5 separate regions of the Homo sapiens genome follow, and regions 1, 2, 4 and 5 are each linked to region 3. Evidence: chromatin loops called from intact Hi-C (ENCODE). Cell type or tissue: PC-9. All regions are shown on one strand. Links, peaks and the distances in the headings refer to the core of each region. The heading gives the core; the rest is flanking DNA. Region 1 overlaps LINC02036 (long intergenic non-protein coding RNA 2036). Region 2 overlaps LINC02036 (long intergenic non-protein coding RNA 2036). Region 3 overlaps HES1 (hes family bHLH transcription factor 1). Region 4 has its middle 6.3 kb from the start of LINC02048. Region 5 has its middle 16 kb from the start of LINC00887.

Region 1 (6,243 bases), core at 894-5,893, 63 kb after region 3:
TTTAGCAAGATAAAGACTTGGACCCACAGAAAAAGAAACACACACACATCCACATGCACACGTGATCCTCACGGAAAATTAGACTTCACTTCCACCTCTTGAGGTGGGAATTGTAGTCTTACTGAAATTACAGAGACGAAGCTACGGTCATATTACACAAAGCTGTATCTATCAGTGAAGGGTGGCCTCTTGGGAATGAACTATTTAAACAACAATTGCGTGTCCAGAATTCATGATGTGAGCAGATTTTTCCTGAAAGAGGCAACTTGGCCTGTTGGGATCAGAACTGTTGCTTATTTGATTGTTTTCCTTTTGGTCTCAGACGCTGGGGTCTCAGTGTCAGCTGGAGACTGAAAACTTCAGCCTGCAGGGAGAGATGGGACAGAGGTGGCCCTGAGGGCCTCTGAGTCCTGGCTCCAGGTGTCCCATTCGTCGGCCCTTCCTGTGCTTGGCTATGCAAGCCAATCCATTCTCTGCGATTGCTTGAAATTTGTAAAAAAGAAAGAGAATGAGGCTTTGTCATCATTGTGAGCTTGAGTAAATCATTTCTCACTTCTAGACCTCGGGTTTCTCACTTGTTAAGAGGGTGGGGGTGGGAGACTAAGCAAATCCTCAGGTTCTTAAAATTTGTTGATTTAATTGATCTGGAAAAGGGATTTTTTCCACCATTTTGGTTTAGGAATATTTTATGGGGCCCAGGATGCAGAGGTTCCTTGAGTTCCTCAGTGAAGGACCGCAGTGACTTCATGGTTGGGGTGGCAGTTAACCTGAGCAGCAAAGACTGCTGGGTAGAGCTAGGCGCTGCTTTTCAGAACCAAAGGCTTCACCTATTTGAAACTTGTATTATGGAGGCATGTTACAGAGGAAAGAGCACAAGACTTAGAATAATTGTCCTAGATTTGAGTCTAGCCACTAAACTAACTCACTGAGATTGTGGCCAGGGCACACCCCAATTTGGGGACTCAGTTTACTTGTGGGTGAAGTGAATATGGGAGACAGACTCCCAGGAGGCTCCATGGTCCATGCTCCCTGGTGTACCCACCCTTGTGGGATCCCTTCCCTCCAGTGTGGGTGGCACCTGTGACTTGTTTCTAACCAACAGAATATGGCGATGGTGGTGGACGTCAGTGTCATGATATTAATATATTCCAGCGGACTTGAACACCCATCTTACTAGCCGACTTTTGCTGTCAACTGTCTCCCTTGCTGGCTTTGATGGAGTAAGCTGCCATAGAGAGAGGTCCTGGAGAAGAACTGAGGGTGGCCTCTGGCTGAGGGCCCACAAGAAGCTGAGGCCCTCAGGCCAACAACCCTCAAGGAACTGAATTCTGTCAACAACCACATGATTTTGGAAGCAGAACCTTCCCCGGTCAAGCTGCAGATAAGATCCCCAGCCCTGACTGACTCCCGGATTAAAGCACCGTAAGAGAATCTAAAACAGAGGAATCAGCTAAACTGTGCCTGGACTCCTGACCCACAGGAACTGTGAAATAATAAATGTGCTGTTTAAAAGTACGAAGTTTGTGGTAATTTGTTATGCAGCAGTAGATAAGTAACACAACAAAGCAGTTATAACCTTCTGTACCTGACATCCTGTGAGCATGACAATACTCTTCTTATGATACCAGCATTACACATGTAACAGAAACCACTCCATTATGACATACACAAACATATTGTAAGCTGCTGTTACTATGCTGGGTTGAGAATTATTCATCTTTCTAGAACTCCTAGGGTACTTGTTCTGTATTTAGATTCTCATTTAATCAGGACTCATTTCCAGGCTTCTTCCTGCTGATTGTAAATACCATGCTCACACACACAGGTCCACATTCACACATACAGATCCACATTCACACACACAGGTCCACACACACACACACAGGTCCACGTTCACATACAGATCCACATTCACACACACAGGTCCACACACACACACACAGGTCCATGTTCACATACAGATCCACATTCACACACACACAGTTGCACACTCACACACAGGCCCACACTCACACACACAGGTCCACACTCACACACACAGGCCCACACTCACACACACACATCCACACTCACACACAGGCCCACACTCACACACACAGGTCCACTCTCACACACAGGCCCACACTCACACAGGCCCACGTTCACACACACAGGTCCACATTCACACACAAGATCCACACTCACACACACAGGTCCTGCATCTCGCTGAATTTAATTAAGGATCAACCTGAAATAAAATGGCTCCAACAGGGCAGAGGATGCCTCTGAGAGGTTCTGAGGACAGGAGCAAGAGACTTTGGTGTTATTTGGTGTTGTTGGTCCTGACAGTCAGGGTCAAGTAGAAGAATATGAATCAATGAAGCTTGAGGAAAAATTAGAAAATTAGTCTAGCAAGGGGAGCCCCATTTCTGTGCAGAAACATATGGCCACCTATAACCAGCAGCTAAAGATATTGGACTTCTTTTAACATACAGAGGTGCCCAGAACAAGTGTAAGGGCCTCAGTGAGCTGCAAGTTAACGTTTTGTTGCTTTCCAAGTCTGCTTTTCTGGAATCCTGACATCCCCTACAAATAAAATCAACATTGTGGACTGTCTCATTTTAGCCATGAAAGGAATGGACCTAAAGTCTGGTTAGTGTCTGAGGTGGTGGTTGTCGAAGGTTCCAGAGAGGTGCCAAGGAAATATGGCTCAGCCGCATCTCCATGAGGAGGAGTAAGTCCATGCTTCTGCCCACAGGGGCCTTCTAGGCTACCGGTGAGCTGTCACTTCCTCTTCCAGGAGAGTTTGATGGGTGCTGGTGCAGCAGCCGACTTAGGAACCAGAGGAGGTGAAGACACCCAGGAGATCAGAGCAGGGCTGGGGAGTGAGGAGAGCAGCGCTTAGTGCTTTTGAATGATGAATTCCTGCCCTTAGAGACTTAGTAGGTGGCGTCATTTCCTCCCGGGTACCCGTCCCCCCAACACCTGCTTTGTCATTAAAGGACGATCCACCTCTGCCGAAGAAGAACTTAAAGGACAGGCATGTAAGACGCATTAAATGACAAAATATAACCTGATGAACAAAGGCAAGGGGGCAGTCTCGGTTCATTGAGCCAGGGGGATTTGGGTAAACTTCCCAGGGGCATCCCTGGTGACCCCTCCAAAACCCCAGCAAGAGGCTGAACTGGGCAAGGGTTAACTGGCATTTCTTGATGAAGTGATTTCAGCTCTGAAAGTCTGATGCTCGCGGCCCCAGCAGGAGGCCCCTGGAGTCCCAGGTTTGGGACAGGGCGAAGTGCCAGGCGGTCTCCTGGCCTCGGTCCCTGACAGCGAGGGCAGCAGCGAAGGCAGCCGCGGGGGCGGCGCTGGAGCCGACGACCGGGCGGGGAAAGCCCGAGACGCGGCCCGGGCCCGGGGTCTCGGAGGCTCGGGGACTCCGGCGCGGGCGTGTCTCTGCCCCACGCCGCCCACAGCAGCCGACCCGGCCCCGGGGGTAGATGATCCGCGGCGCGGAGCCCCCTGGCCCGGGCCTGCCTTTGTGGCGCGGCGGCGCGGCCGCCTTTGTCCCTCCGGCGCGCACGCCCCGCCGCGCGCCGCCTTCTGCAAGGATCACCCCCGCCGCGGCGCTACCTGGCCCTTTGTCACCAGCTGCCAAAGAATTCAGAAAATCAAATTTATTTCCCGATTACGGCCGGAGCGCCCCTTTGTGCAGAGGGGTCTCTTTAACTGCTGAGATTCCAGCAGACACTGTGCAGCCCTTTATGGCGCAAAATAAAAGCCGTCCCGCTTCTTGCCCCGGCCCCCGCCGCCCCTCCCGGCTCCCCTGACTTCCAAGCCCCTGTGGGAACCTGGGAGGGACGCTCTTCTCTCAATAAAAACGCTTATGAGCCCGAAGACATTGGGGCTTGAGTGTCTTGCCAGCTAAAGGGGATAAATCAATGGGCATCTTGAGTTCGGGAGGGTGTATTTCCCTTTTTTTCTGGGAATGAATAGATGAATGGTAACTCCGTTTCTTACCAGCCCAGCACTGTCCGAAACTCGCCTGGACAAGTCCAACTTCATTCTTTTCAGTACGACTAGCTCCTGTGCGCTGCAGAAGACTCGGGCTGATCTGAAAGCGCCTCTCCTATTCGAGACTCTCAGGTTTTAAGTAGGTCTTCCGCACCTGCAGATGAAAAAAGATGTGGCTATTATTTTCCTCGATTACGTTGACATTGCCTGAAAATGAATACAAAACATTGCCTTGCAAAGATTTTTTACCTTTTCTTTATTTCTTTCTTTTTTGTGTGTGTGATTGTGCAGGGAAATAAATGTATGTCTTTTATATTTTTGAGAAAAGTCTAGAGTGACCACATGTTCACAGCACGCATTCCCACACTTCTTGTCCACTCATAAAGCAATGGATAAGAGAGACGGATATGCACAAATCTACTAACCCATCAACATCAGCCCAATAATAAATGCTCCCATGAAAACAGTTACAAAGGCCATCATAATTTGTACTCTCATTATAAAATATTTAGCAGTATAACTTGAATTATATAGTCATGGAAGGAAGAAATCTGTATTGGAAGAATTAGGCCCATTAATTGTAAATCATACATGTTATAAGGCTTTTGCAAGCTCTTAAGAATAATAATACATAATACATAGATATTTAGCACTTAGGATTTTTTTTCACCATCTCTTTTTTTTTTTAATCGTGAGAATTGAAAGACGCCACTCAGTCATTCTGTGACTACAGGAAGTGATTATAAATCAATGCCACAGTTGCTAACAGACGGCATTCCTCTCTTTATACACATCTGTGTGTCTCCTCACACACAGGCGTACATGCACACACATATGCACACACACACACAAGTGCTTGGCCCACTCAGCCTCCCCATAATTTCACAAAAGAGTGACTCTAATGTTTGCTGCCTCGTGGGGAGCCGGTGGGCACAGCAGTGGATTGGATACCTACACCAGAGAAGGCCTGAGAGGCGTAATCAAATAAGGGAACCACTTGAACTGAACTCCCAGCAGGAGCGGGAGGGAGGCCTTGAGAGGTTACACGTAGTTTTTATCCAGCCTTGCAGGAGAGCACCAACTTCCTGCTGCTAGAAATTTGTCTGCAAATTTTTTCCTCATTCAGACAGAGAGCTGGGGTCCAGGAAACACTGGGTTGATATGATAACTTGATTAAGTCTGGGGACAGATGACACGGGAGCACCAACTCGACTCAAAGGAACCTGTGCTCTCCTCTTTAACCTCTCCTTGGGAGCCTACAAATTATATCTATTAATGCATCAGCCCCGGGAACTGCACAAAGACATTGTCTGCCTAAATGTATGTCAGTCATTTGCAGGGGCCTTTGTGGAATTCCCACCACATTTTCATGTCTCTTCGCTATTTGAAAAAATAAAATGTAAACTGATGGGCTAGACAAAGGCTCACAGTCTACCTCCTCTCGTTAAAATCGCTTTGAAGGCAGAAGTCAAGTTCATCAGCAAAAGTGTTCAAGAAATTCTTGAAATGGGCCCTGGGCAGCTGGAGCATATCCAGGGGAGAGAAACTACAAGGAAGAAGGGTTTGGAAACTGCATCCAGTGAAGCATGGATGGAAAACCCAGGGATTTGCCTGGAGAAGAGAAAACACAGAGAGGACTTGGGAGCTGAAGAAGTGCCAACGGGAAGAAGGATGAGAGTTTGCTGTGGGTCCCGGGACAGAGCCCAGGGAGAGACAGGCGTTCGCCAAGTGCCAGCAAAGTGACTGGATGAAAAATGGGCCACGTGCTGGGGCCGCCCCTGCGGATGTGAGGAAATCAGTAGCGTGGCCACAGCTGCACAAATCACAGCTGCCTCTCCTGGTGTCTGATCCAGGAGACAGCCGGCCATTGAGAGGCTGGTAAACCTCAGCTCCAAATAACGTGAGTTTTTAAAATGTGAGGGTTAATTTAACATACAGTAAGTTTTGTATCCACCACCCCAGTCAAGATATAGAAAATTTCTACCACCCCTGAAAGTTCCCTTGTGCCTTCTTTCCAGTCAGCCCATCACATCCCACTCCACCTCCTAGGCAATTATTGTTCTTTTTTTTTTTTTTTTAAGAGATGGATTCTCACTCTGTTCCCCAGGCTGAAGTGCAATATCAGGATCATAGCTAACTGCAACCTGGAATTCCTGGGGTCAAGTGATCCTCCTGCCTCAGCCTCCCAAGTAGCTAGGACTATAGGTGTGCACCACCACACCAACTAGTTTGTTGCTATTTTTTGTAGGGATG
Region 2 (6,243 bases), core at 403-5,402, 71 kb after region 3:
TTTTTTAATAGTAATAAAAATTATACTTGATACATACACAACATTTTACATTTTCCAAAACACCTTTATATGCGTACTTTTACAGGAAATCCTGATAAATGACAAGATATATGCTACCTCCCTGCTGCAGATTGAGAAGGCAGAGGCTTGTCCATGATCACATAGCTAATAGGGCCACTGTGATCTCCACCCACCACCCTTTGCCCAAAGAGCAACATAGCGCCATGTGATGGTCCCACACAGAACCCAAGAAAACTCGAGGACGGCATTGACACAGTAGCTCTTTTAGGGCTGATTGTAAGATCTGTGATCACAGAATTTTTTTCAAACATATGATACGCATTTCAATAGGTCTTCTGCCAGAAACAGGGTTAGCTATATAATTTGTGGATTTTATTTACTATTTAGTGTCTTCCTAAGTAAAGAAAAATTCACATTTTAAATTATTAGCATGAGTTTTACAATTCCTCTTTAATTTGAATAGTGCCAGTTTTAAATGCAAATATAAGAACATTTAACTCCTACGCAGAATCACCAAAATTGCAGAATTTTTATTTTGTAGCCTATATATGTATGTATGTATGTGTGTATACATGTATATATATATATTCTTACCAGAACAGTGAAAGTGCTATACAAAACTAACCCCGCTGTTTTCATTTCTCTTGGTAATACACACACATTTCCCAGCCCTCTGTACCTTTGGCTTATGATGAGGCTGAATGAAAGGGCAGGGAGCTATGGATCATCCTTGCTCTCTCGTTCCTTCTCGTGTCATTTTCAATGGATCTGTTTTGCTAACACAAGGACATAAGGTGAGTAAGAAAGGATATGATGGGATTATTTGGTCAATTGTGTTTTTCTTAGACTGCCACTGTCTTTTTTTGTAATCTTTTTTTTTGTTTTGTTTTGTTTTTGAGACAGAGTTTTGCTCTTGTTGCCCAGGCTGGAGTGCAATGGTGTGATCTCGGCTCATTGCAACCCCCACCTCCTGGGTTCAAGTGATTCTCCTGCCTCAGCCTCTCAAGTAGCTGGGATTACAGGCGCCCACCACCACACCCAGCTAACTTTTTGTATTTTTAGTAGAGATGGGGTTTCACTATGTTGGCCAGGCTGGTCTCAAACTCCTGACCTCAGGCGATCCACCCATCTCAGCCTCCCAAAGTGCTGGGATTACAGGCATGAGCCACCGCGCCTGGCTCTTTTGTATTCTTTTGTACTGGTTTGCAAGGAGTGCATGGCTTCTAAGGGCCCTAGGGGCCCGCTTACTCAGGTGTGGGCAGAGTGTGCTTACCTCCCTGAGTCTCGACGAGCTCCTGGGCATCATGGGCCCACTGGACTCCTGGACTCCTGAGCATGGAGAATGCTCTGTATGAATGGCATAGCGAGGAACTGCAGTGGCATGACCCCTCTCCTCCACTGTCTCACTGGGCTTCACTTACAAAAAAGAAGTTCAAAGATGAAATTATCAAGAATGTCAAGACAGTGACAGAAGAGCATTAAGCCAAGCACGTGACCCTTCTCAGCATAGAGTCCTCTATAACAGAACTTCACGGTCACATGGCAAAGTCAGCACAGAGTATTCCTAGTCTAGAGGCTTTAAGAGTACAGATGTGTCTCTCAGGCCCCAGGCTGAACTTCTAGACGAATTCCAGGGTGGAGCACCTTCCTCACAATATCCCTAGAATTGATGAGGCTCCGTGAAGCATAATCCCAGAGGGAAGCTGGAACTCCCAGCACTGCCCTACCTGAGAGCCTCGTGCCTATAGCTGCGTGACTTGAGGATGAGGAAGGAAGGGAAAGGGGACAGTAGAAATCCTCCAGGCACAGCTAGAGTGCAGTGGAAGCAGTCTTGTCAAGAAAATGCTATTATGACCAGAAATTAAAGGGGAAATCCAAAATGTTGTTATAACCTAGCGATGTTCTTCTTTACCCACAAAACAATGCTTTAAAGAAACTAATTGCTCAAGACATCTCTCTCGAATACACATTTACACAGTCTATTTAATACAACCCCTGGAACAACTGCAGTGAAACAGAGCGTCAGGGAAACCTAACTTCCAGACACAGCTCTGATTCCTTCTTGATGGGTGACTCTGGGCAGGCCACCTAACTTCTCTGAGTCTCAATTCTCTTATCGGTAAAATGGGAATAATGATTCCTAACCCAGAGGTAGGGTCCTTGTGAGAGAATGCATGTAAAAGTGAGCTGTAAGCTGTAAATCACTGTGCACACATGAAGGCATGTATATTGCATTGGCACGTTGGTATCCTGTGTACAAACGTTATATATCACACACGGACACCATCAGGAAATTCCACTCCGGGGCAGAGTGATTTACAAAGCCTGCTCAGAAGTGGAGTCAATTAAGGTCAGCTTTCTATGTTGCTAAACAACAGGGGATTCTGGGTTCAGTAACGTTGAAAGGCAGGCCCAACACACCCCTTGAAACTGGGCTTTTGAGAGGGTTCAAAGGAAGGCGAAACAAAAGCCCCTCTTTGTGATGTTTTCACTCTTCCTGCATTGTCCTCTTTCACCCTCCAAGGGCCTTCATGTAAAGAAGGGCTGCTAATGTGGCGAGTGGGAGTTTGAAATTGTCCTGGGCCAACAATGTTGGCACATTCTGCCGGGCCTCATTACAGAATCATCTGAAATGCTCTAGAAGTGTTTCCCACTCATTAGCATAAATAGCAGAAAAACTCTTTCACAAACAAAGCAGGTTCCATCTGCCCCAGTATGTCCTCACCTTGACTTCAAATGGCCAGTCCCTCCCCCAGCACAATACAGGGGCGCCGGCCTCCGAGGCCCCAAACACCCCACTTCAGAACAGCATTCAGCGAAATATCAACACGGTAACCTGCATGTTTATTCATTGGCCAGCCCCCTCCTTTTAATGGAGTCCCTTCCCCATTGTGACCACTTGATTCTTTCACAGACCTAAAAGGGACAGGCAGGGAGAGGCTTCCTTTCGAAGCTGTTGGGATCCTTAGCAACCCACACCTTGTGAGTGGGTCAACTAGGCTAATTAGGTTTGTTCTGCCTTTTTGGCCCAGGCGTATTTTGTCAGGTATTCTGCTGTGAGATTAAAGAGTCATTAATCACCCAGGCCTGACGCTGACAAGGTGGCTTTTACAATGAAGTCCACTTCCCTGGTGCTGGCTGGAGCCTAGGCCGGATCTGTTTTGCATTACATTGCAGAAGAATGTAATGTGGGCTTCTTCCCAGGCGACCTCACAGGATGTCAACCTCGGGCCCCCGGGCCTTAAGAAGGCCGGTGCCAGGGACAGAGATAGCATCTACTTTGAAGGCAAACCGTGCTCACAGCAGCTGGGTGGAGTCTGTTGGGTTCTGGAAGGGCAACTCACAGAATAAGGTACAGCCTGACAGAGTCAGACCTCAGTCCCCAGCCGCCCAGCCCCGCATTTTCCCAAAGAAAGCCCAGAGGCTCAGAAAGGAAGGATACTTGCCCGAGGACACATAACAAATCACGGTGAGAGTCAAGATTAAAACAAGGCATCTCACCACTATCACACTACCACATCTGAATCCCAAACTAAGCTTTTTATAACCCTTTTCAACATAATCAATAACTGTTACAGTTGGCAATTCAGAGGTCCTGCACTCTTAAGCGGAGAAAGAAGGGAAGTCAATCCCATTTGTCAAGTGCTACAAAAGGCTAAACTCTGTGCCATTTTGCATATAATTGATTCCATTTAAATGTCATTTTCATAAGATGACTTGTGAAAGGGCTCAGCCACCCTTAGTTCTTACCCAGTGCAACAGTTTTCCTGATAAGTAGACCTTATCATCCCTATTTTTTTTTTTTTTAAGATGAGAGTCTCCCTGTCACGCAGGCTGGAGTGCAATGGCGCGATCACAGCTCACTGCAACCTCTGCCTCCAGGTTCAAGCGATTCTCCTGCCTCAGTCTCCTGAGTAGCTGGGATTACAGGTGCCCACCACCATGCCCGGCAAATTTTTGCATTTTTAGTAGAGACGGAGATTCACCATGTTGGCCAGGCTGGTCTCGAACTCCTGACCTTGTGATCCGTCCGCCTTGGCTTCCCAAAGTGCTAGAATTACAGCCGTGAGCCACCGTGCCCGGCTAGCATTCCTATTTTTATGAACAAAGAAGCCAAGACACAGCAAGGTTAAATAACTCATTCACGGCCGATATTCTTTCCTATGCCAGACTGCCATTTGAAAAGATGAGTTCTCTAAATCCAGGTGTTCTCATGAACTTTTATTATTGCTGATGTCAATCATAAATTAAAAGCTTAGGTCAATTATCTAAACATCAGATTATCAGAATGTGTTGTTTCCTTTTAATCTCAATGTGTGATCATGCCATCTATCTCTGCTGATGTTTCCTTGTTGTCCTTTCTGCTTTTATTCTTTCATTAATTTAGCAAACATCTGTTGAGCATGCTGGGGATACCCAGATTTTAAAAACAAGGCCATATGCCCCTTTCTTGTGACATTACTGGAAAATGAGCTCCTCACAAATAAGAAGGTAAACCAAGAAGGAGGAAGGCGAGGGCTTTGGAAGCCAGGAGCTCCAACACAGAAGGATGGTGAAGGCAATGCCTGGGAGGCTGCAGGGTTCTCCAGAGGAAGGCTACATGCCCAGTGCATAGGGAGGGCAGCTGGCCCACATGCTGCAGGGCGCAGCCCTGGGACAGGCTTCAGCAGAAAGACAAATTCGATAGGAGACCTGATCATCTACATCACCAAGGAGGAGATTTAGAACTTTGGCAGAGTTTGAACCTTTATTATTACTTAATACAATGAAAACAAAACAAATGGACTCACGCCTGTAATCTCAGCACTTTGGGAGGCTGAGGTGGGTGGATCACTTGAGGCCAGGAGTTCAAAACCAACCTGGCCAACTTGGTGGAACCCCACCTCTATTAAAAATACAAAAATTAGCCAGGCATGGGGGTGGGCACCTGTAATCCCAGTTACTAGGGAGGCTGAGGCAGGAGAATTGCTTGAACCCAGGAGGCAGAGGTTGCAGTGAGCCGAAATCAAGCCACTGCACTCCAGCCTGGGCAACATAGTAAGACTCCATTTCAAAACAAACAAACAAAAACCAACAATAATAAAAAACAAAACAAATGGAAAAATAAGACAGTTACTAACTCCAGGAAAGTAAAGGCAATCACACTGTACTTCAGGGCACAGTTATAAACCTAGTTTATATTTTCATATGGAAACAAAGAATGATGAACAAGCGATACTAGTATATAATAACAGTGGGAGGATATGGAGTGAAAGAGTGTGTATATGAGGGGAGGCCACGGCACAAGAAGAAAAAGCTAAACTCATCTTTCATGGTGGGAATTCAAGATTTAATGCTTAAAACTAAAAAATCAAAACAGAAACACAAGCATATTAGGGACAACATTTGTGGACTATTTGACTCTCCAAATTATGTGGATGTGTAACTTTGGTAAACACAGAAACTCAAATTCAAAAGTCATTGATGAATTTGATTGCAAAGTAAGACATTGTGTTTGTTGTCAAAGGGTTAACAACGTCCTTGGGAGGCTGTCAGGCCAAGTCATAATTGAAGCATACCTGGGATGCTCTGACCCTTCTGTGGGTCGTTGAGAGGTGGAGCAAGAGGTTAAGGAAGTTCACAGGTGAGGGGAGGGGCAATGTCTTGAGTGGATGCAGCTGTGAAAGGGAGGGAGCGTGAGGAATTGGTATCACAAACATTGACAGCGTGAAAGCCAGAGAAGGTGGTAGAACGCTGGGGAGATAATCCTGGTCCTGTCTAGCGAGATAGACAAGATTCAAAAGTGAGCCTGAACCAGACCCAGTTTGAACACCAGCTGCTGTACTTACAGACCACATTAGTAACTACTCTGAGCCTCACTTTCCACAATCTAAAGAAGAGAAAAATAGTAGCTCCCACCCAGGATTGTTCTTATACTTGATTCAGACACATTTATAAAGCCTCCACTATGAAATACTTACTGCATCTCAGGCCCTGAATAAAACCAGCCCTCAAACACACCATCAGTGAAACCAACAAGGTCGGTAGTATTTCTTGTTTCTTGAAAGTACATGCGGAGATCATCTATTCAAGTCTACAGGGTGACTGACTCAATGTTAGAAAGAAATGAAAAAAGTGCGTGCAAGGAAAATGGCGTTAATGGATGGTTTGACTGCGTCTTCAAAACCTACACACAGACCCAGGAAATTTCATTCAAGGATTAGCTGCATAGTAGGATCAACA
Region 3 (6,243 bases), core at 772-5,771:
TTGATTAAGTGGTTACTTTGTGTTTTTTTAATTTCTAAGAAGTTACTTTTTGTAGAGAGAGCTGTATTAAGTGACTGACCATGCACTATATTTGTATATATTTTATATGTTCATATTGGATTGCGCCTTTGTATTATAAAAGCTCAGATGACATTTCGTTTTTTACACGAGATTTCTTTTTTATGTGATGCCAAAGATGTTTGAAAATGCTCTTAAAATATCTTCCTTTGGGGAAGTTTATTTGAGAAAATATAATAAAAGAAAAAAGTAAAGGCTTTTATGTCTTCGAACTGATTCTTCCAGAATATGTAAAAAGGCTTTTGGTGGAATTTGAATTACATGTAATTGGTAATTCAGGAATTGACTCTTTTGTTATTAAAAGAACATTTGTAAAAATCCATCAAACTTTTCACCAATCCTCCATGAACTAAAAAGACTAAATTCCATTTACTTTACAAGCAGCCATCTGGTAAGGCTTCCCTGATAAACTTGTGGTCAGTCTCTTAAAGGATTTCCAAAAAAAATGTTTTTAAGTTGCAGTCGGGTAAGTCTGCAGCCCTTGTTCTTCTAGCTCCTCCTGAGGAAGATTGAACAGGACTAAATTCACGAAGCTAATGGATCCAATCCTATTGCCCATTGCACGTTAAGGGTGGTTCCTGCAGCTCTCCTCTCAGGGTAGCTCACCAGCATCCAAAGCAAAAACACTTCCAACTGCTGCGCCTCCTTCAAGACTTGGGGTCTTCATTAATTAGCCAATCCTTTGGTTCAAATAAGACGTTCCCTAGCACCCAAAAGTTTCCTCTCCGCACCCTCTTAAAGCAAGCTGAAAAGGTCAACAGATTCCTTCTGCCAAGGGACAGTTAGTTAGACTCCCAAGTGGAGGCCGAGCCCAGATGATTAACACCAGACATGTGTTTTTGATAAGTTTCTGTGCTTGGCTCTAATAGAGAAAGCATGTGGGGGCTGTGCTGGCAGGCACACAGGCCATCTTCCCCTTTTAATACAAACAGCAAGCGACCCCTTCGCTTGGTCATGCCCCATTTCCAGGCAAGATGTGGGCTCCAGATAGAAGCAAAAGGGTTGTCTCGGGTTTCAGCTCACATAACCCTCCTTAACAAGTCCTAACTCAAAGCGGACAGCTTTAAACTGTGCCAGGATCTGCAGGGAATTTCTTCCAAATCCCATCACAAAGGCTTGTCAGATTTTGTCAGATTTGGCCAGGTGTTTGACTGCATCCAGGTGTTGGGGAAATGAAAACCACGAGCCCTGCGAGACCAGACACATCAGCCGCGCTGTGGGTCTGGCGGGCGCGCCCTCCTCCCCCACCGCCGGCCAGTCCTCCTCCCCCCCGGCCCCTCCCGCCAGCCTCCTCTAACCCCCCTTTTCTTAGACCGGCTTCTGGGAGGAGAAGGATGAGGCGGGAGAGATCAATCTTTGAAGCTTTCCTAACAAAGATAAAGCCAACGATTTTCTGTCTTGTTTCAAAAGCTTTACCTCTCCCCCGCCCTGCTCTGGCCTTTCCCACAGGCCAGTGTGGAGAGCGGCTCTATCATAGGAATGATCGGGGAGACAGCAGTTTTCCACTCAAGATACCTTCGGACCCAGCTTCCACCCCAGAGGGAGAGATTTAAAAGAGACCTTTTTGAATTTGTCTCCTACCTGCCTTACTTTGTGTACATGAAAGGTGTCCAACACACCTTCCGCCAAAGAAACACACACACACCCTTATCATTTTTCCACGTTTTCCCTCCTGTTGAAACACAAACAAAATAACAATCGTCCATTAAGACACCCAACTCAAGCACCAGTGTTTCATTTGGTAAGCCTGTCCTCTGGGTCCACTAGGAGCCCCTTAACAGTCCTGGTAGAAAAAATCAGACCTCAATGTCTTATTTTTACACAAGGAATTCCTTTTACATCGATGTCTTTAAAATTCACAGGAAAAAAAAATCTCAACACCAGTTGAAAATTCAATGTCCCTATGTTGAAGGGGAACAATTTTAAAAGTGCATTTGTATTAATATCACCGAAAGTACATAGATATCTTCCTAGGGAGGGGACTAAATCAAAGGAAAAACACAAATACGTTTTTTTCTTTTTTTTAATTGGTGATTTGAAAAGAGCACTTTTTTTCCCCCTGAAAGCTAGGTTTAGACTATTCCACGAGGATTTTTTCTTTGTTACAGTAAGGGGAGAAGGTGGAGACCCCACTAGGCTCCAAACCGGAAAGGGCACTTTCCAGTTCCTGCCCAGCTATGCCACCAAATTCACTGTGTCACCTTGGATAAGTCATTTCCCTTCTCTGGGTCATTTCCAAGTCTGGAAAATGAATGGACTTATTTCTAAGACGCTGTACCCTCCTGCACTTTGGCTGTTTCTGGAGTAAGTAGCTGAGGGAGAGGCGAAACTTCAAAAACGACTTCAATGATGTTGCCTCCCTGGGGGTCCCTCAGGCCTGGCCTAATTATACGGCCTCGGGCACACCAGCAGCCCCTCTCGCCGGCCCCCAGCAGTGCTGATCGCTCGGGGAGATAAGGCACGACTCCAAACTGCGTCCGGATGCGGGCCGCGGGCCCCGGCTGCCGCGCGCATTAGCCTCTCAATGGAGCCCTTCCGGGGCCCCGGCCCCCCGCCGTCTCCAGCAGCATCCGGAGCGGGAAAGGCGCCGAACTGGAAGGGGGTGGGGGTGCTCTTCGGTCAACACGAGAGCCCTCTCCAAGCGCAGAAGCGCGACTCCGGAGGCTCGCCCCTCCTCGCGCCCCGTCCCACCCCACGCGTTTCTGGAATGGGGACCCTGGGGTTTCGTTGGACCCCCTCGTCGTCACCACCGTCCCGGGAAACCTGTCATTAAAGTCAATTAACTTTTCCCACACCCGTTGGCCGGTAACAACCCGCTCCTAGCTTCCTCCCCGGCTCCTAAGTGCAACCAGATGGGCGGACGGGCTGCCCCCGCCGCGCGCCCGCCGGGGCGGCCCGGGGGTTCCAGGGAGGCCGCCCGGGGCCCTCCGCCCGGGCGGGAGCCGGCCAGGGCGGCCACGCCGGGCCAGCCCTGGCGGCCCTGCGGCCAAGGTGGTTCGCTTAGCAGGCCCGGCTGCTTTCTGGCAGGAAATGAATAGCTCCCAGATGAGCTCAGGCAACCTGAGAGGTCGTGAGAACGGCGCGAACCCCCGCCTGTGCAGCCGGCAGCCTGCCAGGCCGCGGGGGGAGCGGGCGGCGGCGGCGGCGGCGGCGGGAGGCCGGGAGGCCCGGCGGGCGGGCGGGCGGGCGGCGCTGACACACGAGCCCGCGCCCGCTCCCGCTGACAGGCAGGCCGCCGCCCCCGCTTCCCCCGCCCCGGGCCCCAGCGCCTCCCAAGCAGCAGGCCTAGGCCGCAGGAAGGCGGCCGCGCGGCCCCGCCGGGCCTGGGGGTGGGGCCGCCTGCCAGTGTTTTTCCAGTTCCCCCGGTAGCTCCGGGCCGCATTTAGTAGCTGGGGAAACTGGGCCGAGGCCAGGGCCGGGGCACTAGAGGCCCTCGCGGCCCGCAGAGCCCTGCCAGGCGGCAGGCCACGCCGGGGCAGGAGTGGGCAGAGCGGCGGGGTGAGGCCATCCCAGCCCACAGAGCCGTCCCAAAAAAGACCTTGCCACCAGACAGCAACCCTGGACGCCTAAAAAAAAAATCCTCATTTCTGAAAACCCTGAGCGCCTACTGAGTGCTCAGCAGGCCCAATTCCCACCAGCCTCCGCCGCACCGAGCTCCCTGTGTAGCCGGGGAGATCCACAAACACCCTCGTGACTCATCCCAGGTTTGATGTGCTAAGTGCCAAAACTGAAGTTTAAACAAAGGGCACCTAGAACAGAGAGATTAATTCTGATGAGAGGAAACCAGGCCGGGGAGGTTTTTCAGAGTTGGCACTTGAAGCCGAGAGGTGAAAGATGAGTTCAACAGGAAGGGTTAGAAGCAGAAGGGTGAGGGAAAACGCGGAGATGAACATATATACGTCCAGTCTGGGGAGATGTCAGTATGTTTACCATGGTGTGGTATCTAAGTTTTCAAATATACAAATTGGCTTAGAGGTCAAAAAAAGAAAAAGAGGGATAAGCCCTGCCGCAGTGGTTGGCTTAAATGCAATACAGCCCAGGGGTTAGAAGCACGTGGTCTGGCTCCTGGCGGCTTGGCTTAGGTTTTGAGCCCGAGGGAAATTACTGAACTCCCTGCCTCAATTTTGTAACTCTGTATCTCATTTGTAACTTAGGGCTCGTCAGGGTAGTGCTTCACAGGGTTGAGAAGATGAAATGAGTACATGCACTTAAAGCATTTAGAATAGTGCTGTCAGCTCTTCGGATTCTTAACCACAGTGAGGGACGTTCACCAGACAAGAAAGCCAGTCCCGGCCTTTGCCCAGCGATGGCAGGATCTGCTTGTAATTGCACCAGGCCCTAGGTGAAAGGACCACTGCTTCTTCCTTAGTTTCTGAATTTCATGCATTCATTTGATAATTATTGAACCAGGCACTATGGGAATAAAGGGAGAAGAAAGGCATGGTCTCTGTAACTATAAAGCTATCTGGTAGACAAGACAGCTTCCACACAAGAACAGCACTGCTGGGCGCGGTGGCTCACGCCTGTAATCCCAGCACTTTGGGAGGCCAAGGCGGGTGGATCACAAGGTCAGGAGATCGAGACCATCTTGGCTAACATGGTGAAACCCCGTTTCTACTAAAAATACAAAAATTAGCCGGGCTTGGCGGCATGCGCCTGCAGTCCCAGCTGCTGGGGAGGCTAAGGCAGGAGAATGGCGTGAACCTGGGAGGCGGAGCTTGCAGTGAGCCAAGATTGTGCCACTGCACTCCAGCCTGGGTGACAGAGCGAGACTCCATCTCAAAAAAAAAAAAAAAAAAAAAAAAAAACCAAGAACAACAACAAATTGCTGTGTTAAGTGCCATAAGGAAAGAGTCATGCACAGTGATGGTACAAAAAAAGATTGCACGTCACAACAGGTAACTTTTTTGGTTCTCCAAATATGATTAATCCTTGTGATCATTCATAGAAATTACTGGCATAGTAAATAATTAGTCAAATTCCACCTAAGAAAGGTGATTCTCAAATGGTTAATTTCAAGGGTAATTATTTTACAATACTAACATCTTCTGCATGAGCATAATTACCTAGATGTGGTCAAGAAACTGGACTGCGAGTCAGGAAATCTGAGGCCTGATCCAGTTGGACTGCTACCTGTGAGATGCTGGCCAAGTCCCCTTACGTCTCTGGGCTTCGATCTCTGTGCCAGCACAATGAGAACGTTAGGCCAGGAAGCCTCTGAAGTGCTTTCAACTCCAGTCTGTGATTCCCTGTCCTCAGTGTGCTTCTGTGTGCCTTTACAGTTTGACACATGCTCTGTGGCTCTAGCAATGTATATCAGGCGTATTTCAGACCTTACAGCCAAGGCCCTGGCAGGATTGTTACAGACAAGTTTTTTGTTTTTTTGTTTTTTTTTGAGACGGAGTCTCACTCTGTCGCCCAGGCTGGAGTGCAGTGGCACTATCTTGGCTCACTGCAAGCTCTGCCTTCCGGGTTCACACCATTCTCCTGCCTCAGCCTCCTGAGGAGCTGGGACTACAGGCACCCGGCTAATTTTTTTTTTTTTTTGTATTTTTAGTAATGACAGGGTTTCACCGTGTTAGCCAGGATGGTCTCAATCTCCTGACCTCATGATCCACCCACATTGGCCTCCCAAAGTGCTGGGATTACAGGCGTGAGCCACCGCGCCCGGCGACAGACAAGTATTTTCATCTGCAGTTAAAGATATGGGGACTGAGACCTGAAGGACAGGCATCGTAGTTCACCAGAAAATAGCCTACGTATCAGTTTCCTGGAGAGCTGCCATGTTAGTGAGAATCATAGCTACTGCAAAGTACATCGAAGGCAGACTGCATCTGCCAGGATTTGCTCACATATGTGCTACCAAGACCTTATCCTTTGCTATGATATCGAGCAGCAAGAGTTAAAAATACCACTTTCTCTCTTCATCCTAAAAAAATTTCCCCCAATCCTTTTCACTTGCTCACTTCTTTTCTGAAAAGAGAATGTGATCTGTTGGTTCTCGGGACTCTCTCTATTTAAGAAATATACTTCCCCAACTGGGCCAGGTGCAGTGGCTCACACCTGTAATCCCAGCACTTTCAGAGGCAAAGACAGAAGATTGCTTGCACCAGGGGTTCAAGACCAGTCTGGGCAACATAGTGAGACCGACATCTCTATGGGGGA
Region 4 (6,243 bases), core at 351-5,350, 130 kb after region 3:
TGGAGTGTCACTCTGTTGCCTAGACTGGAGTGAAGTGGTGAAATTTTGGCTCACTGCAACCTCCACCCTCGGGTTCAAGCAATTCTCCTGCCTCAGGTCTTTTGTGAAGGTCTGACTAGCTGACGACTAGGTAGCTCCTGTGCTTGTTTGGCCTCAGATCCACGCCCTGCCCTCCCTCTGCTCTCTTTCGTCACAGGGGACCCACCCCTGCAAGCTACATTTGCCAAGGTCCCCATCTCCCACTGCCAGGAGACTGTGAGGAGGAAGAGGGAGGAAGCTGTCTCCCTTTATCTGACTGCTCCTCCTCTGGGGTCCCAGCTCCTGCCAGGGAATCTCGCCCACGGTTTTAGCTCTCACTGGGTTCTGAAAACACCACCTCCTCTCTCTGTCCGCAGCCCAGGAATGGTGGCGTCTCCCTGTCCTGTGCTCTCTAGGTCACCTTTCCCCATGTTTGCACTTTCATCTTTCAGTACCTTTCCAAGCAGTTCCCCTCTATTAAGGTCTCCAGAACGAATTATGTTTTCTACCTGGACTCTGCCTGTCTCCGTGTCACAGTGAACTTGTTGAGGCCCAGCCCAGAGAGGGTTAAAATGACAGAAGTATGGGACAGTTCAATCTCAACACCGCATTGACGGTCAGAGAGGCAGGGCCAGGAAGGAGGTTCCAGGAAGGAAGATCAGGTCTGTGTTGGCCTGTGCGTGCGGAGGCCGCCCAAGTGCAGCCTTGGCTCTGTGTGGGGACCAGGGGGCCTGGAGCCGGCCCCAGCTGTCCTCCCACAGGCCCCTTTCTTCTCACGCTCAGCTGCACGAGGCCCCACCAGGCCTGGCCTCCTCCGACGCTATGACGCAGTGTCGGTGCCTCTCACGTCCATGGGCCAGACCGTGTGACTCAGCCTCTCAGGGCTCTGCGCGGGCCAAGCTTCCAGGTCCACGTCACCTCCATCAAGGCAGGAGAGGAGGGCCAGGTCCGCATCACCTCCATCAAGGCAGGAGAGGAGGGCCAGGTCCGCGTCACCTCCATCAAGGCAGGAGAGGAGGGCCAGGTCCGCGTCACCTCCATCAAGGCAGGAGAGGAGGGGCTTCCTCAGCGACCTCAGCAAAGGAAGCAGGTGTCTTTGCTCTCCACTCCCAAACCCAGGCCATGTGGGATGCAGGAGAGAGAGCCACAGACTCTGCCTTCTCCTCTCCCACCCACCCCTAAGGCCTCTCACTCCCTCAGGCTGATGGGTTCTGACTGAGACTTTTTTCTCTCTCCTTTTTTTTTTTTTTTTTTTTAGATGGGAGTCTTGCTCTGTTGCCCAGGCTGGAGTGCAGTGGTGTGATCTCGGCTCACTGCAACCTCCAACCCCCAGGTTCAAGGGATCTCTTGCCTCAGCCTCCCGAGTAGCTGGGATTACAAGCATGTGCCACCGTGACCAGCTGATTTTTGTATTTTTAGTAGAGATGGGGTTTCGCCATGTTGGCCAGGCTGATCTCGAACTCCTGACCTCAGGTGATCCACCCACCTCGGCCTTCCACCGCACCCAGCCCTGACTGGGACTGTTAACAGCTTTACCCAAACAGGGACCGAAGGAGAGGCTGACAGTGTTATTCAGGAGCACAGATGCACCAGGTAAGAGGGAGGAAAGCTGCACCTTGGCTTCTGCTACGTGCCAGCCACTGAGCTAAGTTCTGGCATGCATTTCATGTCCTTTCATCAGTCTATAATGGGAGAGAGTCAGTCCCCTAAAAATGCAGCAGGCCCCATTCAGTACATCTTCACTGGCTACTATGCATTCTGCAGGGTTGAGTAAACTATGGGTCCTGCCTTCCAGGAAAGTTAAGGACATAAAGTTTGGAATCACCCAAACCTGCCTGGGTGTGAATCCAGACTCCTACAATTAGTGTTTACGTGACCTTGGGCAAGTGATTCTTGTCCCCCGAGCCTCAGTTTTCTCATCTATGAAATGGGCATCATCATAATCTCATCTCATTGAGTTCTTGAAAGATTCTCTGTTTTCTCATCTATGAAATGGGCATAATGTTCTCATCTCATTGAGTTCTTGAAAGATTTGTGTAAGTAACAAGCTTAGCATGGTGCCGGGCACAAAGTGAACACTCTTCAACAAGTCTGGGCTGTTTCTTGTTGAATTAATGAGTCTAGGATACACGTTCAGTCCTAAGGTAGCACCTGGGAGTAGGAAAGCATTTGGGAAGGCCGCCCCACTACTTCCGTCAACCCTGAGAAGCCTTCTGATCCTCACATAGGATAAAACGCAGCTCTTCCTTTCTCATGTTGGAAATCTCCAGTGACCTGACCTTGGAGGCATCCCACACGCCCTCAGTCCCCCGGCGGGCCCTGCCACCACCCCTCAGCGTTGCCGGATGTGCGGCTGAGGTCCAAGGTTTGGAGAGTTTCCGGGACTGGCCGGGTCACCCTGCGGCTCGGCCGTGTCTGGCAGCCCCACCCTTCCTGGCAGCCAGGCCCTCTGAAATTCCGCCAGCACCGGGGGACGAAGAAGGTCTTGCTAGGATGGGGGAGGGCGGGAAGACGGGGAGCACGAGCCGGCTTTGCCCTCCCATCCAGCCACGCGGAGAATCCATCCCTGGCGGTGCCGACTGCTCCTGCTAGTGGGGAAGGAAGCTCCTCCCGGCACCAGGACCGAGCGCCTCCACCAGGCCTGCTAGAGGATCACACCTCCATCTCACCATAGAGCCCCCCACAGCCGAAAAAGCCCTCCCACATCCAGTTCCCCCAGACACTTGGTGGCTTTTCAGGAGACACGGTTCTAACACCCATTTCACAGAGAAGAGCACTGAGTCCGTCTCTGGCCGTGAGGCTATGGCAGGGCTGGGACTGGAAGCAGGGCCTTTCATTTGACTTCTTGTAGGTTTCTTCCGGGGCACCACTTTGTTTTTGTTTTTGTTTTTGTTTTTTGTTTTGTTTTGTTGAGATGGAGCTTCACTCTTGTGGCCCAGGCTGGAGTGCAGTGGTGCCATCTCGGCTCACTGCAAGCTCCACCTCCGGGGTTCAAGCGATTCTCCTGCCTCAGACTCCCGAGTAGCTGGGATTACAGGCGCCCGCCACCACGCCCGGCTCTTTTTTTTTTTTTTGTATTTTTAGTGAGACGGGGTTTCACTATGTTAGCCAGGGTGGTGTCGAGCTCCTGACATCAGATGATCCACCCACCTCGGCCTCCCAAAGTGCTGGGATTACAGGTGTGAGCCACCGTGCCGTGCCCAGGGCACCACTTTGAAAACTGGCATAGAGGAAGAAATGGCCACCTTCTCACCCATTGCCCACCCCTTTCCGCCTCCACCCCTCACACAAGCCTGACACCACCTTGACAAGAGGACTGCTTCATTTCATTGCCCTGGGTCGCTAGAGCCTAGTGCCCCAGGGTGTGTTGACTGGCTCGCTCCTTTCCTGCCGGATCATCCTGCTTCTTCAAGCTCCACCCATCTCAGGATCAGCCTTCCCTTCCAACCGCAGGCCTGACCCCACTGCTCTACAGGAGGAAAAGGCGCTCTGCGCTTTGTGGCCGGATCCGGGGTTCAGCAAGTCTCATCCTGGAGCTACCTCCATCAGAGTCAAGCTGTGCAGAGGCCCGGGGCAGCTCAGATGCTTGGGTGGGGGTGGCGAGGCACGGCTCCTGCCCTGTCAACAGAACCCGCAGAGGTCTTCAGGCTGCCCCCTTGAGAGCAGACTCTGTCACCCCTGCCCTGGCAAAGACCAATTGGAGAGAAGCCATTTTGGAGCCAGTCACTCATTAAGGAGGGGGAGGTGACCCTTGCCCTGCCTTCTTCCCTGAAAACAAAGTCCTTCCTTTGAGCTCTCCAGAGGCTGGCCTCCTGCACTGAATGCAGCCACAAGCAGCCCCCAGGGAGCCCCAGGTCCTGGGGACAGGCCCCAGAGGCCTGGCTTGGAGACCCTGGCTTGGAGGCTCTCCCAGGCCTTGGAGCCTGCTCTCTTCCCTGGGATAGAGGGGAGGGCCTGCCACCCGCCACCCGCCTCCTGGATCCTGTCATGGGACAGAGCTGGGCCTGAGCTCAAGGACAGAACAGGCAGACAGTGATCTGTGTTTTCTGGGAAGACAGCCAGTCCTCGTGCCCTCAGGCTTCCGGGCACTGAGGAGTATGGCCGAGCAGTCACCCGCCGCCCTGGCTCAGCCCCCTCCAGGCCCAGGCTGGGTGGGCACACCCCGTCCCTGGTATCCAGGCCAGAGAGCTGCAGCAGGAGGGGCCATCACGCTGCTCTCTCTCCCTCGCCTGTGGCTTCATAAACTAAACAGTACAGCATCAAGGGGAGCGGGCATGCAGGCTGAGCTCTGAGCCGTGCCAGCCTGTGCCCCAGGACACACAGAGGCATCGTTTGGTGGGTGCACCCTGAGCATGTCTCATCCTTTCCCCCTCAACGAGGCTGAGCTGCTCAAGGGCATGGGAAAAGCACTAATTTGGCCTCAAAACAGCATTGGGTTCCAGTTCCTGGGCAGTGCTGCCATCCACCCGTGGGACCATGGCGAGTCATTTCATCCCCTGAGCCTGTTTTTTCAGCTGCGCCGTGGGGCAGTAACCTCCGCTGTGCCCCTTCCTAGTTGCTCAGTCTTATGGTGTCAGGCAGCTGTGAGAGTACCGAAGCCATGATACTCCCACGAGAACTTCTCCCTACTTTTTTTTTTTTCTTTTTTTTGAGACGGAGTCTCACTTTGTCTCCCAGGCTGGAGTGCAATGGTGTGATCTTGGCTCACTGCAACCTCCCCCTCCCAAGTTCAAATGATTCTCCTGCCTCAGCCTCCCGAGTAGCTAGGATTACAGGCACCCGCCACCATGCCCGGCTAATTTTTTGTATTTTTGTAGAGACAGGGTTTCAACATGTTGGCCAGGCTGGTCTCGAACTCCTAACCTCAGGTATCTGCCCGCCTCGGCCTCCTAAAGTGCTGGGATTACAGGCATGAGCCACCACGCCCAGCCTCTCCCTACTAGGGTTTCATAAAATCTTATTGACCTGGTTTCATAATTCAATTTCACATATGAGGAGAAATGAAGGCCAGGGAGGGTGTAAGTCACTGGCCCGCAGATTGGAGCTGTCCTCAGGCATCCCTGGAGGCCCAACGAGCAGCCCGGCCAGGCCCGTTGTGGTTGACAGAGTTGGTGTCTGCCCACCCGAGGGCAGGACAAGTGGATGACCCCGAGCAGAGCCCCAGTAGGGAGCTGTAGGGGGCCTGGAGCTCACCTCTCATTCTCTTACTTAATGGAGAGAACTGCCCACCGCTCAGAGGAAGCGAGGCACTCTCCTGTCCCGCTCTCCCTGTGGGCTACTCAGAGCAAACCGAGGGAACCATGTTTCTAGGAAAGTAAATGGAGCTTGGATAGAATGGGGAAGGGGGTCAAAACCAGGTGCAGGAGAACCGTGTCAGGTGGTTCAACCCTGATGGTGAGAACTATCTTCCAATAGCCAAGGGCAGTCCTACAAGAAGGGATTGGACTCTATCTGACCCCAAAGGGTCTGATGAGGGCCCTAGAGCAAACGTCTATGGAGGGCAGATTTTGACTGCTATAGGAACTTTCCAACAGAGGACGGACTGATCCTTGGCCGGCACACCTCCGGTCACTAGAAGTGTCCGTGCTAGATTGGACACACATGGTTGTGGGGAGGTGATTCTGGAAAGGAGATCACGAGTTAAGGATATCAGAGGATCCTCCCACTTCCTGGAGATTCCAGGCTTCTCTGTTCACCGCGGGCTGTGAGGTTATCCCTGGTATTAATTAGCAAGTGCTGCCTAAGAGGGTTATTTAGAACATAAGTGCTTGGCCAGAGCGTCTGCTGGTGCCGCCCCAAGCGCTACACATCTTGTACACATTATCGACATGTAGGAGCGGCCTGGGCGTCCATCAGGACAGGCAGTTTAATGGGTTATACATGGTTCTGTTCCCACGTAACTTTCTGCGTATGCAAAAAAAAAAAAAAAAAGCATCTCTTTACCCTCGCTAAGAGCCCACGGGGGCGCCTCACACTTACTGCCACGAAGTAAGCATGTGACCTTTGCAGTGCCAGGAAAAACAAGTCCGAGCAAGAAAACAACCCACCCTGAAATGCGGTGGGCCGACTGCTTAGGGCTGGGTGGTCCCCCAGCTGCCACACACGAGTTTGATGCGTGGCGTTCACCGGCCAAAATCCACACCCTAGCCACCCGAGGCAGGAGGGGAGGAAAGTGCCAGGCAGTGGCCCGTACCTAGGGAGGCTGCCGTCACTCTTGAGGCTGGA
Region 5 (6,243 bases), core at 590-5,589, 160 kb after region 3:
GGCTTTTTCTGCTAATGACTATGAAATTCACATTCAGTGATGAACCTCTTCTCAGGATGGAATGCTTTTATAGTAATGCCAATTAATAACTTTCTTCTTCTCCTAGCCCTCTTTGTGATGTTGAATCACAGGGCATAGATGCTGGCAGGGCTTTAGAGGCACTAGTAATGTGGTTTTTAAATTTTTTTCATTGACTGATCAGCATCTTTCATCTCCTTGGTTCATAACCTGTGAAGTAGGCAACAGCCTGGATCATTATCCCCATCTTATACGCGAAATAACCAAGAAAAAAAGCGGCTAAGCCACTTACCCAAGTTGTAGAGCTAGGTCTAGAACATGTCTTATGACTCCCAAACAATGCTCAATCTACTACATCAAACTTCCTTTCTCTTCCACCCTGCAGATTAGATGCAAATTACTACATGCTTGAGCTTCACCGAGAAGGAAACCAGCTCAGAGAGGAGTAGAGGTCTGGCCTTCATGGCAGTGTGGGAGAGCTCCTTGACTCTTACCCTCCCTCCAGAGACAGAAACAGTTTCCCTTCAAACCATCATGAGGATTGTTGCACGCCAGCTCTGTCTTAACTTAAATATGACTCCAGGTCAATATCAAAAGGAAGGTGACAGTGTCCACCTACCCATTCCCCAGTAGCTGGCCACATTGTGCCGTCCTAGCCACAGCTGAGCCTGCTCCAGGCCATTCTCTTGAAACACATACTAGCATCCTCCCCCGAGCCCAGCTTCCACTGACAGGCAGGCTCTGAATCCAGCAGGCTGCTGCCTGAAGCAGCTCCCAGCAGGAGCTAGATGGAGGCCGGCAAGGTTACAGGTGCTTTTCATCCAGCCTCACAGGAGAGCACCAACTTCCTGCTGCTAGAAATTTGTCTGCAAATTTTTGTCTTCATTCAAATCGATGGATAGAAGCCGGGAGACACTGGGGTGATATGATAACTTGATTAAGCCCCAGAACAGATGACACGGTAGCTTAAAGGCCATGTGCTCTCCTCCTTAACCTCTCCCAGGGAGACCGCAGGCTTTGCTAGTAATTGGCCCATTGTCCTTCCACTGCGATTCCTGCACAAGCCGGGAATCGCCTGGCTAGGGGCTCCTCTCTGGGGCAGCCTTAAATACTCTCAGACCAGTCAGGCCTAGGGAACTGTGAAAAATACCTGTGCAATGGAACATACCAGAGTCACATTCTGAGAAGCTAAAAATGACCCTTACTGAAAACAATGACCTAGGATATTCTCCCATCCTCAAGCACAACTGTAAATTGCAACACACACAGGGATGAAAGCCCAAGACTGTTAAAAGGTGTTCAAACTTTTAGAATATTCCGTTCTTTTGGGGGAAAATCCCCCTGACCTTTCATTTTTGTCGAGGTTGGTGTCTCCTGCTGGATTACCCATTATTGAGAATGTTTTTGATCAACCACTTCCAGATACTCTGGCATTCACTGGTGTGAGCCCGTCTTGGGTGAGCTAAGGTGGATACCTGTGTATATCATTGCCTCTGGAAAAGAGATAGGTGGGTTCCAAGCCAGAAAGAAGAGTGCTAAATAGAAGATATAAGTAGAGCTGGGCGTGGGGTCGTGAACAGTGGCTCAGGCCTGTAATCTCAGCACTTTGGGAGGCTGAGGCGGGCAGATCACCTGAGGTCAGGAGTTGGAGACTGGCCTGGCCAACATGCCAAAACCTCGTCTCTACTTTAAAAAAAAAAAAAAGGGCCGGGCACAGTGGCTCACGCCTGTAATCCCAGCACTTTGGGAGGCCAAGGCGGGCGGATCCCGAGGTCAGGAGGTCGAGACCATCCTGGCTAACATGCTGAAACCTCGTCTCTACTAAAAATACAAAAAAAAAAAAAAAATTAGCCAGGCGTGGTGGCGGGCGCCTGTAGTGCCAGCTACTCGGGAGGCTGAGGCAGGAGAATGGCGTGAACCCGGGAGACGGAGCTTGCAGTGAGCGCGGCACTGCACTCCATTCAGCCTGGTCGACAGAGCGGGACTCCGTTTCAAAAAAAAAAAAAAAAAAGTAGCCGGGTGTGGTGGCGGACGCCTGTAATCCCAGCTACTTGGGAGGTTGAGGCAGGAGAATCGCTTGCACCTGGGAGGCGTAGGCTTCGGAAAGAGGAGGCTTCAGTGAGCCGAGACCGCATCACTGCACTCCAGCCTGGGCGACAAAGCGAGACTCCATCTAAAAAAAAAAAAAAAAGATGTAAGTAGATATTTGCTGTGATGATAGTTTTGCATTCTATTTTAAAATCTTCTGTCAGTCTTTGTTCAGTGATAGACTTAAGACATTTAAGAGCTGAGAGGGAGCGGAACACGAATCCCCTCAACCCATTTTTTTTTAGGAATATATGAGAGGAATAAAATTCGCTACTGTCTGCTCAAAGTTTGAGTTGGACCCTTGCTGGGGAATGTGAAAAACAAAGCTGTTGGTGACGCTTTGAAAATCAGCAAGGTGTACTATTAAAGGTTAAATAAATGCTATTTTAAATTCTCATTCATTATGATTTATTGCTCAAGTCTCCCTATGAGAAAGAGGGCTACAGTATGCCAACATCACCCCTTTCTGTCTTTGTCATGGGAATGGAATGTCTTTTGAACTGCTAAAGTAGATAATTCCATGCCTGGAAGAAAAACGAAGGCAGGGGGAGGGGAGAGTAGAAGGAAAAAAGATCCTCTCATTTCCTAATAACTGCAAAGGCCAGGAATGTGCCACAGCGGCATTCAGGAAAATTCGGCGATGCGTGCCACCGTTGGGTGCGCGCCCCGTCCCTCTAGTGCCAGGTGGGGGACTGGGAAGCCGCCTCTGCCATCTGCCAAGGACCCACGCGGCCTGAGTGATTTACCCATTCCCGGCAATGGCGAGATTTCTTTCTAAAAAAAAAAGAAAAAAGAAAGAAAAAAAAAATCTTTGTTGTTTCACCGTTGGCCTCTTGGCCTCGAAGGGCAGCGCGCGCCCCGCCTGCAGTCCCCCGGGCCGCGCGGCTGGAAAGGCCTCTCTGAAGGGGGCGTTCCGCTCTGCCCACTGCGACTCCGGCCATTGTCCTCATTCGCCCCGCACGGGGACTGAGGAGGGGGCTTTTTAAGTAGTTCCCCGGGAACAAAGGGGACTCAGGCGCCGGGCTTCATTACGGGCTCGTTGGCCACACCAGCGGCCCCGCCTCTCGCCACAGCCTCGGCCACAACCAGCCCCAGCCAGTGGCTCAAGGCCGCCGCCGCCGCCAGCTTGCTGGCTCCTCCCGGCCCTCCCCCTCCTGCCCCCTCCGTCCCCTCCCCTCCAGCCCCGGGCCCCCGCTGCGCCCACGCCCCGCCGGACCGCTCCCGCCTGCCAGGTAAAAGCAGAGCGCCGGGATCCACCCGGCCCCGGGCCGCTCCAGACCTGCCCCACGCCCTGGCGTGTCCCTTTCCCGGTGGGGACCCTCTAGCGGCCTGAGTTTGAGAGAAGATCTAAGCTAAGCCGCCACAGCGAGGGACCACATTGAGAAGATCGGAGCCTGCCTGGCCGTTGTGAGCCTCCTCTCCTGCGGCTGAACAGACCTAACTGACTACAGCCAGGAGTGGGTCATTCGAGGGTCAGGAGAGGTTTTAGACGTAAAATACACACGTGGGTGACCTCAAACATACTCTCTGAGCCTCTTGTTGAACAAAATGGAGCTAGGCAGTTTGGGGTTCTTTGTTTGTTTGTTTTTACATGGAGTCTCACTCTGTCACCCAGGCTGGAGTGCAGTGGTGCAATCTCGGCTCACTGCAACCTCCGTCTCCCAGGTTCAAGTGATTCTCCTGCCTCAGCCTCCCAAGTAGCTGGGATTACAGGCACGCGCCTCCACGCCTGGCTAATTTTTGTATTTTTAGTAGAGAAAGGGGGTTTCGCCATGTTGGCCAGGCTGGTCTCGAACTGCTGACCTCAGGTGATCCGCCTGCCTCAGCCTCCCAAAGAGCTGGGATTACAGGAGTGAGCCACCACGTGGAGCTAGGCAGTTTTAAGAGTGATCAATAATGTATGAGACACGCTCCTTTCTAGTAGGTGCTGCTTAAATCATAATTAGTGTCATTGTCGCATGGAACCTACAGCATCCAACGTAAGAGGCTTTGAAAAGTGCTTCTGGGCCGGACAAGGTGGCTTCCCCCTGTAATCCCAGCAACTCTTGGGGCTGAAGTGGGAGGATTGCTTGAGGCCAGGAGTTCAAGCACAGTCTGGGAAACGTGGCAAGAGCTCATCTCTAAAAAATAAAATCAATTAGCCAGGCATGGTGATGCCCACCTGTAGTCTTAGCGACTCAGGGGGCTGAGACACGAGAATTGCTTGAGCCCAGGAGTTTAAGCCTCCAGGGAGCTGTGATCACAGCACGGTACTCTAGCCTGGGCAACAAAAGAGACCCAGTCTCTTTTAAAAATTTAAAAATAAAATAAGAATGAAAGTGCTCTGAAGTGATGAGGACCGCAATGGAGCGTCAACAGCAGGCTAGGAAATCATAGCACGTGCTCCTCCACTGAGAGAAACCTCCTCCGTGCGCCCCCTGCTCCTGCCTAAGCTCCTCTGCAGAAGGACCTTCAAAGCCTGGGGCAAGCTCCCCCGCAGGTGCTGCACAATGATAAATCCTGATGCATAAGAGCCCCAGACAAGGCTAATGGGCCACGCGTGGGAAGCCAGGAGGTAATTGAATGGAGAGATTTCCCTGGGTGGCTGGGAGGGCTGCTCCACGCTGAACCATGCCAAGCTCCACTGCTCACAGAGGATCTGGCCAGCGCCCGCAGGAAGTGGGTGAAAGAACATTCACTGGTAGAAAAGAGTGCAGCCTCCCAGGGGAGCTTCCCATAGGGCCAAAGAGCTCGCACTCCAGCTCCTCGGTGGCACCCCGGATTAGTTGAAAGGCTGCCCTCATTGGTGCCCGCCCAGAGGACTCCTGATACATCAGATGAGGCCTGGGCAGGCAGGTGGGAAGCACAAACCCACAGGCAGCTGAGAACAGATACAAATCCTCTCCTCCATCCAAACAGAAGACCATTTGTTCCTTCTCCGTTGGGGTGGGCACTGAGGAAGGCAGTTTGTTGCAGAGTGGAGCAGACAGCAAGCTGACTGCTGTCCCCAGATTGCCGCCCACACCTAACCAGGACTAGCCCTGGGAGCAAGGAGGGAAAATGTAGGACAGTGACCAACGGTGGCCCTGCGGATGGGTGAGCACACTCCTACTCCTTCACACAGCTCATACCAGGCACCAGATCCCAGTGATGCTGTGTCATCCACAGCACACCAGCGGTTACACCTGAGGTTCCCAAAGAAGTAATGGATTTGGCATTTTCTTTTTTTCTTTCTTTTTTCTTTTTTTTTTTTGAGACAGAGTCTCACTTTTGTTGCCCAGGCTGGAGTGCAATGGGACGATCTTGGCTCACAGTAACCTCTGCCTCCTGGGTTTAAGTGATTCTCCTGCCTCAGGCTCCCGAGTGGCTGGGATTACAGGCATGCGTCACCATGCCCAGCTAATTTTGTATTTTTAGTAGAGACGGGGTTTCTCCATGTTGGTCAAGCTGGTCTTGAACTCCTGACTTCTGGTGATCCACCCGCCTTGGCCTCCCAAAATGCTGGGATTACAGGCATGAGCCACCGCACCTGGCCGGATTTGGCATTTTCTTTTCTTTTTCTTTTTTTTTTTTTTTTTTTTTGAGACAGAGTCTTGCTCTGTTGCCCAGGCTGGAGTGCAGTGGTGCCATCTCGGCTCACTGCAAGCTCCGCCTCCCGGGTTCACGCCATTCTCCTGCCTCAGCCTCCCAAGTAGCTGGGACTACAGGCGCCCGCCACCACGCCCGGCTAATTTTTTGTATTTTTAGTAGAGACGGGGTTTCACCGTGTTAGCCAGGATGGTCTCGATCTCCTGACCTCGTGATCCGCCCGCCTCGGCCTCCCAAAGTGCCGGGATCACAGGCGGGAGCCGCCCGCCCGGCCGGATTTGGCATTTTCAAAGCACACTATCGTTTTCTTGCTGGATTGATGTCTGGCAAGCTTGCCTGATAACTGGCCTGGGTGTACTTCCTTCTTTGATTTGTATATATTTTAATCTTTTATTTACATGTCCTGCCTATTTTTTTCATAGTGACCGTGAATTAACTGGAACAGTTTTTTTAATTCTTAAAAAAAGAAACAGAACCCATTGAATAGTCTTAGAACTTAGATCTACCAGTGAGAGAAACTGCTAGTTGAGACTAAAATAGAGCTTTAAACTACCAAGAGATGTAGAGGCC

What was found. A loop is a pair of places that touch in the nucleus more often than their neighbours do. Peaks named below come from ENCODE experiments on the same cell type or tissue, not always from the same donor. Only the 100,000 strongest peaks of a DNase experiment are listed, where the experiment ranks them.
Region 1: it touches region 3 in a loop (6-fold over the local background); 8 of 110 quality-filtered maps call a loop at or near these places.
Region 2: a loop joins it to region 3, with 6 times the contacts of the local background. A loop is called at or near these places in 7 of 110 quality-filtered maps.
Region 4: a loop joins it to region 3, with 6 times the contacts of the local background. A loop is called at or near these places in 65 of 110 quality-filtered maps.
Region 5: a loop joins it to region 3, with 7 times the contacts of the local background. A loop is called at or near these places in 12 of 110 quality-filtered maps.

Annotation. Positions count from the first base shown.
Region 1 is chr3:194,200,823-194,207,065 of GRCh38, forward strand. LINC02036 (long intergenic non-protein coding RNA 2036) reads right to left here. Exons shown (of 3, transcript NR_125403.1): 2 at 3,997-4,144; 3 at 2,194-2,857. Among named protein-coding and RNA genes, the nearest start is that of LINC02037, 44 kb to the right of the region's middle. RefSeq lists a silencer at 3,266-3,495 and an enhancer at 4,918-5,212. In PC-9, for the core only: no CTCF peak of the experiment used is centred there; DNase peaks (open chromatin) are centred at 2,809, 4,019, 5,029, 5,749 and 1 weaker place; H3K4me3 peaks cover 3,502 bases; H3K27ac peaks cover 3,409 bases.
Region 2 is chr3:194,209,914-194,216,156 of GRCh38, forward strand. The region is part of intron 1 of LINC02036 (long intergenic non-protein coding RNA 2036); the gene reads right to left. Among named protein-coding and RNA genes, the nearest start is that of LINC02037, 35 kb to the right of the region's middle. RefSeq lists enhancers at 1,658-3,755, 1,911-2,716, 2,717-3,522, 4,329-5,132 and a silencer at 2,327-2,621. In PC-9, for the core only: no CTCF peak of the experiment used is centred there; a DNase peak (open chromatin) is centred at 3,188; H3K27ac peaks cover 1,848 bases.
Region 3 is chr3:194,138,333-194,144,575 of GRCh38, forward strand. HES1 (hes family bHLH transcription factor 1) reads left to right here. Exons shown (of 4, transcript NM_005524.4): 4 at 1-400. Among named protein-coding and RNA genes, the nearest start is that of HES1, 5.3 kb to the left of the region's middle. RefSeq lists an enhancer at 2,346-3,340 and silencers at 2,973-3,042, 3,133-3,552. In PC-9, for the core only: no CTCF peak of the experiment used is centred there; DNase peaks (open chromatin) are centred at 1,019, 3,109, 3,419, 3,809 and 3 weaker places; H3K4me3 peaks cover 3,447 bases; H3K27ac peaks cover 4,777 bases.
Region 4 is chr3:194,267,323-194,273,565 of GRCh38, forward strand. No RefSeq gene overlaps it. Among named protein-coding and RNA genes, the nearest start is that of LINC02048, 6.3 kb to the right of the region's middle. RefSeq lists an enhancer at 3,724-4,655. In PC-9, for the core only: CTCF peaks have their summits at 2,685 and 2,884; DNase peaks (open chromatin) are centred at 2,489, 3,469 and 4,059; H3K4me3 peaks cover 1,382 bases; H3K27ac peaks cover 3,773 bases.
Region 5 is chr3:194,293,968-194,300,210 of GRCh38, forward strand. No RefSeq gene overlaps it. Among named protein-coding and RNA genes, the nearest start is that of LINC00887, 16 kb to the right of the region's middle. In PC-9, for the core only: a CTCF peak has its summit at 2,910; DNase peaks (open chromatin) are centred at 2,624 and 3,194; H3K4me3 peaks cover 1,373 bases; H3K27ac peaks cover 1,976 bases.